2 separate regions of the Homo sapiens genome follow, and region 2 is linked to region 1. A link is a contact called in ENCODE Hi-C or POLR2A ChIA-PET data. All regions are on one chromosome and are shown on one strand. Each heading gives the region's core, a stretch centred on a gene start or an enhancer-like site at or near the end of the contact. The rest is flanking DNA. Distances are from core to core; before and after follow the strand shown. Region 1 holds the start of ANKRD26 (ankyrin repeat domain containing 26). Region 2 overlaps APBB1IP (amyloid beta precursor protein binding family B member 1 interacting protein).

Region 1 (3,553 bases), core at 489-2,988:
CCTAACATATAGTCCTTGGGTATCTCTGGTCTATACAAAAACACTATAGTCAACCAAATCTCTACAACTTACCTGGAGAGTGGTGTGTGATTCCTATATCCATCCAGACTGGTAATGTCTTTGGCCTTAATTTCAGGCTGCATTAGGAAATGTCAGAGTCCTCTGTTCAGAGTCAGTGTTCTCCACACTTGAGTATTTTTTGTTTGTTTTTGTTTTTGTTTTTTGAGAGAGAGTCGTGGTCTCCATCCAAGAGTCTCCACTCCAGAGGCAGTGGTGTGAACCTCTGCCTCCCAGGTTCAAGTGTTTCTCCTGCCTCAGCCTCCCGAGTAGCTGGGACTACAGGCATGCACCACCACACCCAGCTAATTTTTGTATTTTTAGTAGAGACGGGGTTTCACCACGTTGGCCTGGTCTCGAACTCCTGACCTCAGGTAATCCACCCACCTCGGCCTCCTAAAGTGCTGGGACTTGACTAGCTTCATAGATCACCTTGGGGAGTGTTGAGGAGACAACATAACTTTCTAGCTGGGGTAGTGTAGGAGGAAAATTCTTGGTGACGATAGTGGAAACCACTCTCCCACATCAAAACCATTTGATCTAGCTAAGCTGGAGAGGCCTGAGAAGTGTTGTTTTGTTTTTGCTCATTTCTCACTTGGCAATAAAGACGCCTGTTCTGGGGCCAGCCACCTCCTCCACAAGGGACCCTAGAGCTGTCCAGAGCTATGGAGGTGCATTCCAGCAGCAATTTCTGCTGAGACTCCACTTGACGTCTGCGTTGCTAATTCCAATTTGTTGTCAAATTATTCAATCTAGGCTGGGCGTGGTGGTTCACACCTGTAATCCCAGCACTTTGGGAGGCTGAGATGGGAGCATCATTTGAGCCCTGGAGTCGGAGACCAGCCTGGGCAACATGGTGAGACCCTGTCTCTACAAAAAATGCAAAAATAGCCGGGCGTGGTGGCTTGCGTCTGTAGTCTCAGCTACTCACTCAGGAGGCTGAGGTGGGAGTATCGTTGAGCCCAGGAGGTGGAGACTGCAGTGAGCCGTGATTGCACCACTGCACTACAGTCTGGGCGACAAAGCGAGACTCTGTTGGGGAAAAAAAAAAAAAAAAGAAGAAAGAGATGTAACCTTGGAAAATCAAAAGCAAAAAATAAAACATAAGGCTGGGCCAAAGGCAGAGGGGTGGGGGAAGGAGGCATGCAGAAATGCGTTCTCATTTCTTCTGGAGAATGTGCATTGGTTTCTCCTCGTAAGTTTGCACTTGACACATATTGCCACGATCTCCGAAATCCTGTGCCCTCTGCACTTGACACATATGCCACGATCTCCGAAATCCTGTGCCCTCTGTTGTTGCATCTGTTAAGTTCTCATGGAGACCAGATGGCACCCAAAGGGACATGGAAGGGGAATAAACTGAGAGATAGGGAGATTCAGAGAGTTTCTTAGGGGAGTTTTCTCGGAGAAGAGGCTTTCAGCATCTTAAAACTCCACGCTACTCCAGTCCCAGTCATGCGTAAAGGCTGCTTCCCCACAGGCGCGAGGCTTCTTTTCGCAAACGTCCTGAACACTCAGCCAGACTCCCACCGACATTTGTTTGACAGGAACGCAGGGCTCGTCCCAGTCGCCGAGATTTGCGAGGTCTGGGCCTTGCACATGCGCATGGAGCACACTTGACCACTGGGCCTTCGTGCGCACGCGCGTGGACCTTGCCATCTGAGGTGCGCATGCGCACTTGTGTCTAGCGGGATCGCTTGCTTGGTAACCCGGAGGGAGAGATTGGAAACCGCGGAGTTTCCTTTGGGAGGCTGCGGCCAGCCGGGGCTGACTTGTTATGTTGGGCTCCGGAGGCCGTTAAGAGCCGAGAGAGACATGAGGTGTCTCTGAAGCCCGGTCGCCTGGGCCATGAAGAAGATTTTTAGTAAGAAGGGCGAGTCGCCCTTGGGCTCCTTCGCGCGGCGGCAGAGGAGCAGCGCGGGAGGCGGGGGCGAGCCGGGGGAGGGCGCCTACTCGCAGCCCGGCTACCACGTCCGAGACCGAGATCTCGGCAAGATCCACAAAGCTGCCAGCGCGGGTAATGTGGCGAAAGTGCAGCAGATCCTTTTGCTCAGGAAGAATGGCTTGAACGATAGAGACAAGATGAACAGGTAATAGGCGTCGCAAGCCCGGACTGAGTGCCACTGGAGTAGGCGGGCAGGAAGAGGGGCCCCTTTTGTGGGAGCCACCCAGGGCCTGGATCAGCCTCCCGCGGGCTCCGTAGCCCCTGGGACGGTGACACCTTGCAGGGCTCCAGCGCCCAGGCCGCCTTTCTGAGCAGAAAAACAAAAACAGAACTCTAGCTGGTTTCCGATCCCCCCGAAATCCCTTAGAGAGCACTTAAGTGACAATTTTAAAGTGAATTAACGAACAAAAGCACGTACAGCGTTTTATTTTTAATGTACACATTTAAGATACAATGTCATACACTTATGGAAAGGTGCATAATGAGATAAGCAGTTTCCATAATATAGCAACTTCTGGGTTAAAAATTATTTCTATAAAATCTGTTATTCGTCAGGCGCGGTGGCTCGCGCCTGTAATCACAGCACTTCGGGAGGCTGAGGCGGGAGGATTGCTTGAGGCCAGGAGTTCAAGGCCAGCCTGGGCATTATAGCGAGACCCCCCCCCCCAACTCTAATAGTCTCAGCTACTTGGAAGGCTGAGGCAGGAGCATCACTTGAGCCCAGGAGTTCTAGGCTGCAGTGAGGTATGTCAGTGACAACAGAGCAAGACCCTATCTTTCAAAAAGAAAAAGAAATAAAATGCCTTTAGGAAATAGATATACAAGTAATTTGTTTTTCTCAGCATTGCTTAAGCAGTGTATTAAGGAGAACCCATAGAATGGATTTTGTGAATAAATGTCAGTGCATGATAATATGTGACCATTGAAAGTGGCAGTAGAGGCCAGGCGTGGTGGCTCGCGCCTGTAAACCCAGCATTTTAGGAGACCAAGGCAAGCGGATATCCTGAGGTCAGAAGTTCGAGACCAGCTTGGCCAACATGGTGAAACCCCGTCTCTACTAAAAATACAAAAATTAGCTAGGCATGGTGGTGGGAGCCTGTAATCTCAGCTACTCCGAAGACTGAGGCAGGAGAATCGCTTGAACCTGGGAGGCAGAGGTTGCAGTGAGCCAAGATCGTGCCATTGCACTCCAGCCTGGGCAACAAGAGCAAAACTCTGTCTCAAAAAAAAGAAAGAAAGAAAAGAAAGTGGCAATAGATACAGAAGTGTATTGGCATGTGAGGATATACTTTGGTATCTCAAGTGAGAAAAAAAGTTTGATTATACATACAGACTGTGGTCTTGTGTTAGCTGAAAATATGTACAAAACGTGGTAAAATTTGGCCAGGCGCGGTGTCTCACGCCTGTAATCCCAGCACTTCGGGAGGCCGAGGCGGGCGGATCACGAGGTCAGGAGATCGAGACCATCCTGGCTAACACAGTGAAACCCCGTTTCTACTAAAAATACAAAAAAATCAGCCGGGCATGGTGGCGGGCGCCTGTAGTCCCAGC
Region 2 (3,553 bases), core at 481-2,980, 640 kb after region 1:
AACCACAGTAAAGAAAATACACACTTATACACAATTTAATTAAAGTCAAATTCAGAGGAAATTTTGGAGAAAAAAGTAATGAAAGCAGACAATAATTAAAACAGAACAGTAAATAAGAATAAAGTAGATAATAATAGAATTAGTGAAAGTATATTCAAAAATATCAAAGAATTTGGTGCTTTAAAATCCTACCAGAATCTAAAACATGAAGTGAAATATGGCCTTAATTTTTTGATGATAGCATATTATAGTCTTTGTTTGTTACCTATTTTATCATTAATAACTTATTACTACTGCCTTACAATGGTCCAGTGATGCTCTGATATAAAAGGCAAATAATGTATTAAGATACAACTTAGGTTTGTTATGATGTAGACACTGAGAGAAAAAAGTGATACTGGAAAATTAGCTTTGTTAATTTTTTGGTCAGGTGTTCATGGATCTTTCCAGAAAAACTTTCAGTAATCCCTCTCTCCCTCCCTCCATCCCTCCCTCCCTTCCTTCCTTCCTTCCCTTTTCCTACCTTCCTTCCTTCCTTTCGACAGAGTCTTGCTTGGTCACCCAGGCTGGAGTGCAACGGCAAGATCTTGGCTCACTGCAACCTCCGCCTCCTAGGTTCAAGCGACTTTCCCACCTCAGCCTTCCAAGTAGCTGGGACTAAGGGTGCATGCCACCTCGCTCAGCTAATTTTTATATTTTCAATAGAGACGCGGTTTCACCGTGTTGGTCCAGCTAGTCTCAAACTCCTGACCTCAAGTGATCCACCGACCTTGGCCTCCCAAAGTGCGGAGATTACAGGCATGAGACACCACATCCAGAGAGTTTCAGTAATACTTTCAAGAAATCATTCATTAAGTCCTTGCACTTTCGGCTCCATACAACTTCTCTGCTGTCCAAGGGCTTGACAAAGGTATTAGTCAGGCCATAAAAATATCCAGATTTCATAAATACCAATAAAGACCCAGCTTTAAGTGTTTTCTGAAGGAATGGTGGTAACAAGTTTACCCTTTCAGAGCAAATAATTTAGTCATTGTAGCTATGATCCAGATTATCTTTAGGATAAATCTTCCCTGATCTTTGTTTGGTATTATACTTATTCCTGTTATCTAATCTCTATAGATATTGCTTCAGAGGGAAGCAGAAAACTCATACTTATCTGTGTCTTCCTCTCCCTCCTCATTTTTAAGCCCTGCAATTATACTTCCCATTGCATAGAGAGCATTTCCACCAGGCAGCCCTACCGGTGGTTTAAATGCAACATGGCCTCCTTCCAGCCTCCTCTTCAGCCTGTTCCCAGGTCCCCTGGCTTACCAGTATAGGTTTTGGTATAGGGAGATCTAAGCCAGATGTTATCTTGGGAACTGGGGACAAAGTCAGCACAGAGAAACCCTGGATGAAAATCAGATACTGAGTTAGGAGTTGAACAGTGCAGTGAAGTGAGGCTGCGACTGGATGTCTGGGTAAAGGATACCAAAATCAAAGGTGAGGCCAGGCACAGTGGCTGATACCTGTAATCCTGGCACTTTGGAAGGCGGAGGCAGGAGGATTGCTTGAGGCCAAGAGTTCAAGACCAGCCTGGCAGCAGAGTTAGACCCTGTCTCTTAAAAAAGAAAAATTCAAATGCGATAGTTACCAGAAATTGGGGAACTGAAAAAGAAGCGTACATTAGAATTTGAAAAAGCAGACCAGAGAAAGGGAAGACAAGGCTCGGAGAAGAAACACAGGTGGGCTGACTTGATGGCTATGAACATCTGCAATGACCAAGCACAGCCTAGCTCCTGTGCTGTGAGTGTCTAAAAGGAGCCACTTGGACACAAGGACTCCTCTTTTCAGATAGTATCCCTCTCTTGCTAAAGAAACAAACACCCAAAAAACCAGCCTACATTTATCTTGACCTATAGCCCAATAACCTTCACTAAGCCAATCTTCTCAGAAGCATCACCTATTCTGGAAGTCCCAAATATGATCAGTTTGTCTGGTCAGTTTAGCCTTTCTAATGCCCTTGAACTTGTCCCACACTTTCCCCAGCTACCATCCTAGTACAGGTCTTCCACATCTTATCAGGATTCTGCCCCCAGCTTACTTTTCATCTTCCTATCTCCAATCTCTCCTTCTTTTCTTTTGTAATTATTTTTCATATGCCTACACAGGCTCAAACAGTCTCTCCTTTTTTTTTTTTTTTTTTTTTAGACAGGTTCTTGCTCTGTCACCCAGGCTGGAGTGCGGTGGCATGATCACGGCTCATCGCAGTCTCAACCTCCTGGACAAAAGCCATCCTCCCACCTCAGCCTCCTGAGTAGCTGGGAATACAGATGCTCGCCACAGTCTCTGCTTCTTAAATCAGCTTCTATAATGCCACCAGAGTTTTCTTCTTAAAACCCAGTTCTGTCATATTCTTTCAAGTAGCAAAACTTTTCAGTGGCTCTCTACTGTCCATAGGATTTAATATAAACTCCATAAGGTGGCTTTTAAATTTTTCCATAGTCCAACCCGCATCAACCCCTCCAACCTCATCTTTCAGACATCCATCCTGTTCTCTCCTAAAATCTACTCCGCTGCTATCACTGCTATTTTCCCTATAATTCCTAGGCACACCAAAGGCTTTCACTTAATGTACTGAACCCAGAGTGCAAATTGCACCTAGTGCATCCATTTTCCCGTGGATAGAGCAGCTCCTTGCATGCAGGTGAAATGAAACAATCCACCTATTTAAAGTGTATAATTCAATGGTTCTGGCATATTCACAGGGTTGTGCAACCATCACCACAATCTAATTTTAGAACATTTTCTTCTCCTATAAAAGAAACCCTGTATCCGTTCACTCCTCCTCTCCCCATCCCTTAGCAATCATTATTCTACTTCCTCTCTATATAAAGCTGCCTATTCTGGACATTTCCTATCAATGGGATGATACATTAATGTGGTCTTTTGTGTCTGGCTTCTTTCACTTAATGTGTTCAAAGTTCAATCCAAAATGTAATATGTGCTGACACTTCATTTCTTTTTATTAGTTGATGGACATTTGGGTTGTTTCCATTTTTTCAGCTAATACAAATTATGCCGGTATGAACACTTGCCTGCACATTTTTGTGTGGATGTATGTTTCGATTTCTCTTGGCACTCCTAAGAGTGCAACTGCTGGGGCATATGGTAACTCTGTAAGTATTTAACTTTTGAAGAATTGACACACTGTTTTCCAAAGCTGTGGCCTTGGAACCACAAACCAAAAAAAAAGAAATCCCCCAAAACTCTAAACAGCTGAATCAGCAGACATAGTGTAAAATTCAACTTCGGGAAGTGTATGTATTTTATATGTGTTTCACATAACAGTAACCACGTAACTTTACTAAGTTAACGTGAGCATCCCCAAAGACGTTTTTCTTCTTATTATTATTATTCTTTTTTTTTTTTGTTCTGTCACCCAGGCTGGAGTGCAGTGATGCAATCTCAACTCACTGCTACCTCTGCCTCCTGGGTTCAAGCAATTCTCCTGCCTCAGCCTCCCAAGTAGCTGGGATTACAAGCGCCCGCACCACACCTGGCTAACTTTTTT

The links. A loop is a pair of places that touch in the nucleus more often than their neighbours do. ChIA-PET counts read pairs that join two places held with the same protein, here RNA polymerase II (POLR2A). Pooled maps may share reads with other maps.
Region 2: a pooled map shows a loop between it and region 1 (3-fold over the local background). The contact joins the enhancer-like site here to the promoter of ANKRD26 in region 1. A Hi-C loop is called at or near these places in 1 of 168 maps with a recorded cell type or tissue (CD4-positive, alpha-beta memory T cell) and 9 of 50 pooled maps. POLR2A ChIA-PET finds 5 or more read pairs at or near these places in 1 of 52 experiments (activated CD4-positive, alpha-beta T cell).

Annotation. Positions count from the first base shown.
Region 1 is chr10:27,098,679-27,102,231 of GRCh38, reverse strand. It overlaps ANKRD26 (ankyrin repeat domain containing 26), which reads left to right and starts at 1,738. Exons shown (of 34, transcript NM_014915.3): 1 at 1,738-2,147. The coding sequence starts at 1,906. RefSeq lists a silencer at 1,892-2,071 and an enhancer at 2,242-2,301.
Region 2 is chr10:26,455,373-26,458,925 of GRCh38, reverse strand. All of the region lies in intron 2 of APBB1IP (amyloid beta precursor protein binding family B member 1 interacting protein), which reads right to left. Among named protein-coding and RNA genes, the nearest start is that of APBB1IP, 19 kb to the right of the region's middle. Within about 2 kb of position 1,730, at least 3 of the 41 ENCODE cell types and tissues checked have a DNase peak (open chromatin) inside an H3K27ac peak, as active enhancers do.